2 separate regions of the Homo sapiens genome follow, and region 1 is linked to region 2. Evidence: read pairs that join two places in POLR2A ChIA-PET (ENCODE). Cell type or tissue: Caco-2. All regions are shown on one strand. Each heading gives the region's core, and the rest is flanking DNA. Links, peaks and the distances in the headings are about the cores only.

What was found. Peaks named below come from ENCODE experiments on the same cell type or tissue, not always from the same donor. Only the 100,000 strongest peaks of a DNase experiment are listed, where the experiment ranks them.
Region 1: POLR2A ChIA-PET joins it to region 2 with 5 read pairs; 4 of 35 experiments call an interaction of 5 or more read pairs at or near these places.

What each region holds. Positions count from the first base shown.
Region 1 is chr9:131,144,959-131,150,331 of GRCh38, forward strand. NUP214 (nucleoporin 214) reads left to right here. Exons shown (of 36, transcript NM_005085.4): 13 at 1,171-1,346; 14 at 2,532-2,626; 15 at 5,366-5,373. Among named protein-coding and RNA genes, the nearest start is that of NUP214, 22 kb to the left of the region's middle. RefSeq lists a silencer at 4,824-5,118. In Caco-2, for the core only: no CTCF peak of the experiment used is centred there; no DNase peak of the experiment used is centred there.
Region 2 is chr9:131,302,938-131,308,310 of GRCh38, forward strand. PLPP7 (phospholipid phosphatase 7 (inactive)) reads left to right here. Exons shown (of 2, transcript NM_032728.4): 2 at 4,986-5,373. The coding sequence ends at 5,350. Among named protein-coding and RNA genes, the nearest start is that of PLPP7, 16 kb to the left of the region's middle. In Caco-2, for the core only: no CTCF peak of the experiment used is centred there; a DNase peak (open chromatin) is centred at 2,282.

The DNA of each region.
Region 1 (5,373 bases), core at 133-5,132, 160 kb before region 2:
ATTTTATTTTTTTGACTATGGGATTTATATTCAGGTATTTGTTTTGCTTTTTTACGTTACAAATGTAGGAAATATTCCTTATTTTAAAAAAAGAAGCAATCCAGAGTATGCATCCTGGAAGGGAAATGAATCCCTTGTAGTCTTTTTTCCTCCCTGTGTCTACCCTTAACTCTCTCTGAACTGCTGTCTACACAGCCACAAAGTCATCTTGTGACACTGTAAATTGTTAGGTGATTCTTCTGCTTGACAGTCCCTATGAAGCCCCGTGGCTGCTCACTGCTAATTCTTAGGTTGGTATCCAGTTTCCTCCAGATCTGGGTCGGGCAGCTCACTCATTTCTTATTTATTTACTTCTTTATCTTGTTCTTTTCTTCCCACTAGAATGTAAGCTTTTGGAGGGAAGCAATCCCTTATATCTTGTAACCCCTCCCAAGATAACCATGAGTTCCCAAGATAACCATCGAGTATAAGTACTACCAGCTTTTTCCCTACTTGCCTGTACTATCTGTTGTTGCTATGGTGGTGCTGCTGCCACCACAGTTACTGTTAATACTGAATTGGCACACATCCACTTCATGCTAAGGGTTGCATAGTGTTCCATTTTGTTGACTGCACCACAGTTTATCTGACCAGTCATCTAATGCTGGAGTTTAGATTGTCTACAGACTTTTGCTCTTTAGGTGGAACCGACTTTACATTTCCTTTAGGCCATAAGTATCCCAAAGACAGTTCCCTGCATTCCTCTTCCTTTTTCACTCCCCAGAGAAGGTGCTCACTCTCAAAACGAGTTCTCAGTAATTTCCTTGGTAAGAGAAAGTACTAACTCTCCTAAGCATAATTGTGTCCCACCTCCTGTTTAAAACTCAGCTGGAAACAATAGTATTTCATATCATGATAAACTTGGTATTTCATATTGTGATAAACTTAGTTTTGATATTTCCCCTGAATAATTAATTCCTAAATAAGCAGACGAAAAGATAAATGTTTCCTTGCAGCTTTCACCTTTTATAAGAAATAGCTAAACATTTTTGTTTCCTGAAGGCAAAAAGTATGTTATCTTTGTAAGTTAACATAAAAGATAATAAGTTATCTTTTGATGACATTGCTCATGCTAGTGTAAAAGAATCTTCTAGCAGGCTCTTCTGAGGCCTTCAGGCTGCCATTTTTCAGGTTTACTGCTGCAGCTACCTCTACTCCTGTTAGTAGCTCCCAGAGCGCACCCCCGATGTCGCCATTCTCTTCTGCCTCCAAGCCAGCTGCTTCTGGACCACTCAGCCACCCCACACCTCTCTCAGCACCACCTAGTTCCGTGCCATTGAAGTCCTCAGTCTTGCCCTCACCATCAGGTATGATTTTAAGCAGACAACTTTAGACCTCAGCCCTGCCTTCTCAGATTAACGGTTTTAAGTGTTAAGAGTCGTAGCTAACATAGTTGGACAAGGTTATTTTTTCTTGCTTCCTGTATCATACATTAATGATTAATGTGCTGTGATTTTCATACTCTGAATTGGGAGATTTGCTCTTGCTTAAATGCTGCCACTCTTCTCTCTGACACTTCTTATGGAGCTAAGTGTATTTAATGAGTCAAAAATGCCTTGCTCTTGGGCATTTATTTTCATATGGAGCCTGCCCTCCATGAAGAGCAGTTACATAACAGTTCTTTAAGAAGCACAGGCACAAGAGTTGTTTGGCGGGGTGCGGTGGCTCACGCCTATAAACCCAGCACTTTGGGAGGCCAAGGCAGGTGGATCACCGGAGGTTAGGAGTTCGAGACCAGCCTGGCCAACATGGCAAAACCCCATCTCTACTAAAAATACAAAAATTAGCCAGGTGTGGTGGTGGGTGCCTGTAATCCCAGCTACTCAGGAGGCTGAGGCGGGAGAATCACTTGAACCTAGGAGGCAGAGATTGCAGGGAGTCGAGATCACGCCACTGCTCTCCAGCCTGGCGACAGAGCGAGACTCTGTCTCAAAAAAAAAAAAAAGTACAGAGGAGAGAGTACCTGCAGTGATTATATTCATATTTTCACAGTCAGTCATACTGTAAACAGGAAGTTTTGTTTTGTTTTTTGAGACCCTCTCACTCTCTCACCCAAGCACATCACTGCAGCCTCTACCTCCTGGGCTCAAGCGATCTTCCCACCTTAGCCTCCTGAGTAGCTGGGACTACAGGCATGTACCACCACCGTCGGCTAATTTTTAAATTTTTTTGTAGAGACAAAGTCTTGCCATGTTGCTCAGGCTGGTCTCAAACTCCTGGGCTCAAGCAATCCTCCTGCCTCAGCCTCCCAAAAGGCTAGGATTACAGGTTTGAGCCACCATACCTGGCTCCTAAAATTTTAATATATTTTTTTCATTATCTTAGAACAGAGGCTAGCACAACTGGTGGTCATCACTCTTTAAAATAAATCATGAAAGTGGGCCAGGGGCAATGTGTAACTTAATTTCTTAGATTTGGAGAAAGGACATTTGTGATAGGAGAAATAAAGGTAATAAATGCCATCTATTTTAACTGACTTCTTTTTCAAGCAGGACGATCTGCTCAGGGCAGTTCAAGCCCAGTGCCCTCAATGGTACAGAAATCACCCAGGATAACCCCTCCAGCGGCAAAGCCAGGCTCTCCCCAGGTATGTTTAAATTCAGCTTGCAATGTTTGTGTTTATTAATTTACTGCCCCAAGCATACCTATGAATAAAATGAGTTTTCATGTTTTATAATTCAGACCTTGGACATAGTAATTGGGACTATGTGATAGTAAATACCAAAGTGCGAGGTTTGAATACTTGTATACTCGTAAAAGCCATTTAGCTATTTTAATTTTTTATTCATGTATAATACAAATAGAAAAAAGTACACATGATACATGTACAGCTCAGTGAATTGTCAACAACTGAACATACCTTGGTAACTAGCATCCAGATCAAGAAACAGAATTTTACGAGAACCTGGCTGGGCACAGTGGGTCATGCCTGTAATCCCAGCACTTTGGGAGGCCAAGGCGGGCGGATCACCTGAGGCCAGTAGTTCGAGACTAGCCTGGTCGACATGGTGAAACCCCGTCTCTACTAAAAACGCAAAAATTAGCCGGGCGTGGTGGCACGTACTTGTAGTCCCAGCTCCTGAGGAGGCTGAGGCATGAGAATCACTTGAACCCGGGAGGCGGAGGCCAGAACCCCAGAGTTCTTTTTCACCTGTCCCCTTCTAGTCACTACTCTTGCCAAAGAGTAGCTGATTTGATTTCCAACAGCATAGATGAGGTTAGCCTGCCTGTACCTCCTATCAAGTGGATTTGTACAGTATGTATTCTTGTATCTGGCTGCTTTGTTCAACATTATGTTTGTGAGATTTATCCATGTCGTTGTATGGAATTTATTGTGTGATTATATTACAACTATTTGTTCCACTCTGATGGGCGCTTGAGTAGTTTCCAGGTTTAAGCCATTGTATGTAGCACTGCTATGACCGTTCCAGTTGACATCTTCAATGAACACATATGCAAGTTTCTCTTGGGTGTATCCCTATGAGTGAGATTGCTGGGTCATAGAATCTGCATGTATTCCTCATTAGTAGATTCCCACCAAGAGTGTATGAGACTTCTGGCTGCTCCACATACTTGCCACTCTTGGTATTTTTCATCTTTTGTTGTATGGTTTTGTGGTTTTAATTTGTATTTCTCTAATGATTAGCAAAATTAAGCTTTTTAAAAGATGATTATTGGCCATTTGAATATTTTCTTTTATGTTGTGTCTGTTCATGTCTTTATTCTGTTTTTCTGTTGGATTGTCTGGCTTTTTCCTTCTGATTTTTAAGAGTGAGTTCCTTGAATACACACACACACGCACACACATACAGTGCAAATATGTTCTCACTGTGAATTGTCTATTCATTGTCTTTTTTGTTTCTTTGATGAATACACATTCTTCATTTTAATATAATTAAGTATATCAGTTTTTTCTTTTATGATTAATGCTTTTCATGTTTTAGAAATAATTTTCTATTTCAAGGTCAAAAAGATGTTTTTCTAAAAGCTTTATTATTTTATCTTTCATATTTAGATTTGTAGTCCATCATCTCAGTTTATTTTTATGGTATAATGTAAAGAGAATTGTATGTCAGTTTCCCACGTGATTACTTGAGTGCCCTGAGAATAAGCGTTATGTCTTTTCCTTTCTGTGTCCCTCTAACCAACCCTTGTACCCTAACACACACCTGTACTAGGTACATAGTAAGTGCCCAGGTCACAGTTCACGGTGTGGCATGATGCATGACATACAGTGTTTGTCAAATAAATGTTTGCTGTTAATGAATGCTGATGCAGTCTAAGACCTCTCTAGTGTTAATCGTTGTAAGTATCAAATAGTCTAAAGGGCATTTCAAATTATAGTATCTTTAAAGCAGAACTCTTGATTTCTGTCTCCCCTAGAGGCTAGTCCTTTTCCAATGGGTAAGTAGCACTAACAAACCAGATGTTTGCACAAGCCCCAAGCCCCGAAGCATCCTAGATCCCTCTCTTTAACAGTACCTGTCCCCAGTCCAGGCTGGCGGGAGGTCTTGTCAGCTCCACCCTCTGCTGTGTCACATGTCATAAGCCCACAGCTCTGTCCCCCTGCTAGCATCCTGTGTCAAGCTGTTGCACCTCTCACCTTGTTAACCTCTCGACTACTCTCTCTGCTATCCCTGCTCTACATAGCAGCAAGAGGGATCTTTTAAATCATAAAGGAGATTTAAACTCTTGTAAAACACCAGTAGTAGCTTTCCAACACGTTTAGAATAGAACCCAAACTCCTTGGTGTGACCTTATATGACCTACCCCGGCCTGCCTTCCTGACTCTACCCCTGCCCTCTACAACGCCTCCCCTGACTTCACAGAGCCCACATTTACTTTTTTTCTTTGCTAAGGTTTCTCCTGCCTTGAGACCTCTGCACTTGCCTTTCTTGGTGCCTGGCAGGTGCTTCCTGAAGATCTCATAGCTTGCTTTCTGCTTGCAGCCTCCGTTCAGATGGCAGCCCGCAGTGAGGGCTTTCTTGGCCATCTCATCTGAAGTAGTGCCCTTTTTTATTCTCTTTATGTTTCCCTGTTTGTTCTCCAACTGAAATTATCAGATGTGTTTATATTTTATTATTCAACATGTCCCAGTAGGAGGTAAGTTCCATAAGAGTTGGGCCCTCATCTACTTGTTCACCTCTACCTGCACTGTCTAGAACATGCCTTACACAAAGTAGAGACCCTATAAATAAGGATTCGTTACAATGAGTGAAGAAATAATGACTGTGTTACAGGAGCGCCACTCCCTGTAATAGGCTCTGATATAATTGCTTGTAGAAGCTATGACTTGCAGTTTTTAAACCTTTTCCTTCCATTTCAGGCAAAGTC
Region 2 (5,373 bases), core at 322-5,321:
CACCCTGCAGCAAGGGGATCGGGGGTATGTGATGGTGCAAGACTTTCAAAAGCAGGCAGCAGAACAACATATGCAAACCATGTTACAAGCTTTATTAAATCTATGCTCCAAAGGCCGGGCACGGTGGCTCACGCCTGTAATCCCAGCACTTTGGGAGGCTGAGGTGCGCGGATCACCTGAGGTCGGGAGTTCAAGACCAGGCTGACCAACATGGAGAAACTCCATCTCTACTAAAAATAGAAAAATTAGCTGGGCGTGGTAGCACACACTTGTAATCCCAGCTACTCGGGAGGCTGAGGCAGGAGAATCGCTTGAACCTGGGAAGCGGAGGTTGTGGTGAGCCGAGATCACACCATTGCACTCCAGCCTGGGCAACAAGAGGGAAACTCTGTCTTAAAAAAAAAAAAAAAAAAAAAAAGCTGTGCTCTATAAGTGGATGGAAAGGTCTGGAACAATGACTACCTCTGAGGGGCAGGATTACAGGTGATTTAAACTCTAACTTTTGTTTTCTGTTTTGTAAATGTTCTGCAGTGAATAGCATCTTCTGTGTCTTTTTTTTTTTTTTTACTTTTTTTCCATTTCTGCCAAGAGCTGAACATTCCGATAAATACTGAAAAGTTTTCTAGGAAAGCTCCCAGCATCTGGCTGCACTGAACTGTCATTGAGTCATAACCCCCCACCTTTATCCAGCCCTCCTGGTGGGCCAGGCGTTTGGGGGACCAACTCAATCATTTGCTGCGACTTCCATGCTTTAGCACTGAATATCTTGTGTCCTAGGAAACCCCTCTGTCCCAGTGAAACCTTGTCACCCTGCAGTCAGCAACCTGCCTGCAGGCATGGTGCCTGGCCCCCTCTGGGAGGTGGGTGTCCCTGAGCTTCGTCTCACAGGTGAGGAAAGTTAGGTGGTTTGCCTGAGGTCACACAGCTGGGAGGCTCCAGGGCTGGAGCTCACAGCTGGGTCTCTGGCTGTGATGCCTGTGAGCTTTGCCACCACACTGCACTGTGGGTGTTGTCTTCACTGTCCGTGAGGCAGGGCTTGCAGGAGCTGTGACCTCACTGGGGTCCCCAAGGTCACCTGAGATGGGGAAGCACAGGGGGCAGGGGCACGGGCTCCCTGCCGACTCTGTACCTGCCCTGGGGGTGCTGTCTGGCCTGCTGATGCCACCCCCACCCCCAGGTCAGAGGGTGTGAGCCCCAAGGGCCTTTCTAAGGGTGTGGAGGGTTGACCTGGAACCCCCACATTGGCGGTCTGGGTGCCACTCAGATCAGCTGGGTGAAACTGGGGTCCTGGCATGGTGCCTTCCTCTCTCGGCACAGAAAGGCGGAGCAGCCCCCCAAGGCCACACAGCAGGGTGTGGCAGAGACACGATGGAGATCCAGGTCTCCCCTGTGTTTCCGAAATGGGGAAAGAAAGGCCAGGCGCAGTGGCTCACGCCTGGAATCCCAGCACTTTTTGGGAGGCGGAGGTGGGCAGATCCCTTGAGGTCAGGAGTTCGAGACCAGCCTGGCCAACATGGCGAAACCCCGTCTCTACTAAAAATACAGAAATTAGCCAGCCGTGGTGTCAGGTACCTGTTGTCCTGGCTACTCGGGAGGCTGAGGCAGGAGAATCACTTGAACCCGGAAGGCGGAGATTGCAGTGAGCCAAGATCATGCTGCAGTACTCCAGCCTGGGTGACAGAGTGAGACTCTGTCTCAAAAAAATAAAGAAAAAGAAAAGGAAGGAAAGAGCCCACCTCGCTGGTTATGAGCCTCAGGCCAGTAACTCAACTACGTTTGGAGACTGTGGCTCTGTTTCTAGCCACGGGGAAAAAAACCTATGAACAAACAGGCACAGCCCCTGCCTCCACGAAGTGATGACTTCATGCCGCAGACAGCGAACCCTCACCTCCCAACAGATGCCTCAGTGACTGCGGGGGAAAAGCCACGAAACAGAGGGCCAGATGTTGAGACTGAACCATTCAGGGCCTGAGCTGTCTGGAAGGCCGGGGCAGGTCCCTGAGGTGGTGAGTTGGGAAAGAGTGGAACATTCCAGAAAGCAAGAGCCTCAGGTATGAGTGCTCTGAGCTCCAGGGGTTCATCTTGTCCTCTATAAAGGGGGGAATGACACAGCGCAGTTGCTGGGGAAAACAGTGGGGTTCCTCAAAGAGTCACACACAGAGTTACTGTCATTACCAACCAGCGACTCCAGTCCTAGGGATCTACCAAAAGAACTGAAAACAGGCACTCGGCAAACACTTGCACACACGTGCATAGCAGCATGAGTCACGGCAGCCGAAAGGCGCAAACAACTCGATAGCCATCAATAGATGAATGGATAAACAAATTGTGGCCGGGCACAGTGGCTCACGCCTGGAATCCCAGCACTTTGGGAGGCTGAGGTAGGAAGATAGCTTGAAGCCAGGAGTTTGAGACCATCTTAGGCAGCAAAGTGGGATGCCCATCTGTAAAAAAAAAATTTTTTTTTAATTAGCTGGGCATGGTGGCACACTTGTAGTCTCGGTGGCTCAGGAGACTGAGGGAGGAGGATCTCTCGAGCCCAGGAATTCAAAGTTACAGTGAGTTATGATTGCACCACTACACTCCAGCCTGGGCAACAGAAAGAGACACCATCTCTGTCTCTCTGTTTCCCTCTCTCTCTCTTTTTAAGACAGGGTCTCACTCTGTCACCTTAGCCTCCTGGGTAGCTGGGATGAGAGGCGTGCACCACCACACTCAGCTAATTTTTGTATTTTTTTGTAGAGATGGGGTTTTGCCATGTTGCCCATGCTGGTCTCAGACTCCTGGGCTTAAGCAATCCTCCCACCTCAGCCTCCTGATAGCTGAAACTACAGGCGTATGCCATCACACATGTCTAATTTTTGTATTTTTTGTACAAACAGGGTTTTGCCATGTTGCCCAGGCTAGTCTCGGACTCCTGGGCTCAAGCAATATGCTCATCTCAGCCTCCCAAAGTGCTGGGATTATAAGTGTGACCCACCGTGCCCAGCCAGAGACATCCGTCTCTTAAAAAAAAAACACCAGGTGCGGTGGCTCACGCCTGTAATCCCAGCACTTTGGGAGGCCAAGACGGGCGGATCGCGAGGTCAGGAGATCGAGACCATCCTGGCTAACACGATGAAACCCCGTCTCTACTAAAAATACAAAAAATTAGCCAGGCGTAGTGGCAGGCGCCTGTAGTCCCAGCTACTCAGGAGGCTGAGGCAGGAGAATGGCGTGAACCCAGGAGGCGGAGCTTGCAGTGAGCCGAGATGGCACCACTGCACTCCAGCCTGGATGACTGAGCGAGACTCTGTCTCAAAAAAATCAAATAAAATAAAGAGGCCGGGCGCGGTGGCTCATGTCTGTAATCCCAGCACTTTGGGAGGCCAAGGCAAGCGGATCACTTGAGGTCAGGAGTTTGAGACCAGCCTGGCCAACATGGCAAAGCCCCGTCTCTACTAAAAATACAAAAATTAGCCAGGCGAGGCAGCGTGCGCCTGTAATCCCAGCTACTCAGGAGGCTGAGGCACGAAAATCACGTGAACCCGGGAGGTGGGCAGTGAGCCGAGATCATGCCACCACACTCCAGCCTGGGCAACAGAACGAGACTCCATCTCAAAAAAAAAAAGAAAGAGAAGATGAACAAATAGTGGTCCATCCATACAGTGGAATATTATTCGGCCATGAAAAGGAATGAAGCGCTGCCACATGGGTGGATGCTGGAAACATTATGCTAAGGAAAGGAAGGCAGACACAAAAGGCCACATGCTGTCTGATTCCATTTACATGGAGTGTCTAGAGGAGGCAAATCCTCTAGAGGAAAGCAGATTGGTGGTGTCCCAGGGGCTGGAGAGAAGGGGATGGGGAGTGGCTGCTTCGTGGGTATGGGGCATTCTTTTGGGATGATGAAATGTTTTGAAATTAGAGAGAGGAGGTGGCTGCTGACATTGTGATGTGCTGAATGCCGCTGAAGCGTGCACTCTAAAATGGTTCACTGTACAAGATGTAAATTTTGCTTCAATTTTTGAAAAATGGGAATGGGGCTGGGCACAGTGGCTCACGCCTGTAATGGGTGAACACTTGGGGAGGCTGAGGCGGGCAGGTCACCTGAGGCCAGGAGTTGGAGACCAGCCTGGCCAACATGGCAAAACCCCATCTCTACCAAAAATACAAAAAATTAGCCAAGCATGGTAGTGTGCACCTGTAATCCCAGCTACTCGGGAGGCTGAAGTATGAGAATTCCTTGAACCCAGGAGGTGGAGGTTGCAGTGAGCCAAGATCAGGCCACTGCACTACAGCCTGGGCAATAGAGCAAGACCCTGTATCAAAAAAAAAAAAAAAAGGAAAAAGGGCCGGGCGCAGTGGCTCATACCTGTAATCCCAGCACAATGGGAGGCTGAGGCGGGTGGATCACCTGAGGTCAGGAGTTTGAGACCAGTCTGTCCAACATGGCAAAGCCCCATCTCTACTGAAAGTACAAAAATTAGCTGGACGTGGTGGTGGGTGCCTGTAATCCCAGCTACTCAGGAGGCCGAGGCAGGAGAATCGCTTGAATCCGGGAGGCGGAGGTTCCAGTGAGCCAAGATCTCACCTCTGCACTCCAGCCTGGTTGACAAAGTGAAACTCTGTCTCAAAAAAAAAAAAAAAAAAAAAAAAAAAAAAAAACCCAAAGAAATAAAATGCGTATTATGTCAGGGCATGAGAAAAGCTGTATGAAAAAATTAAACAAGGTGAGGGGAGACAGCGTGGTGGGGGCTTTTTACAAACAGCGTGGTCAGGGAAGGCTTCTCCGCTAAAGGAAGTAGCTACAGGAAGGCAGGATGTGCCGGGCAGGGGAGACAGCAAAGGCAACAGCCTGAGAGGGGACCCTGCCTGGGGGTCAGTGTGGCTGAGTGGCCTGAGTGAGGAGCAGAAAGGGGAGGCGAGGTGGAAATGTGGGGGGCCAGGGCCTGGGCCTGGCTGGTGGCCCTGATGGCCCAGGGGCCTCTGTCTCCCCCCAACAGCCCTGCTCCTGGACATCATGACGGTGGCCGGCGTGCAGAAGCTCATCAAGCGGCGCGGCCCGTACGAGACGAGCCCCAGCCTCCTGGACTACCTCACCATGGACATCTACGCCTTCCCGGCCGGGCACGCCAGCCGCGCCGCCATGGTGTCCAAGTTCTTCCTCAGCCACCTGGTGCTGGCGGTGCCCCTGCGTGTGCTGCTGGTGCTCTGGGCCCTCTGCGTGGGCCTGTCCCGCGTGATGATCGGCCGCCACCACGTCACGGACGTCCTCTCCGGCTTTGTCATCGGCTACCTCCAGTTCCGTCTGGTGGAGCTGGTCTGGATGCCCTCCAGCACCTGCCAGATGCTCATCTCTGCCTGGTGAAGCGCCCGCCGGCCCACACAAGC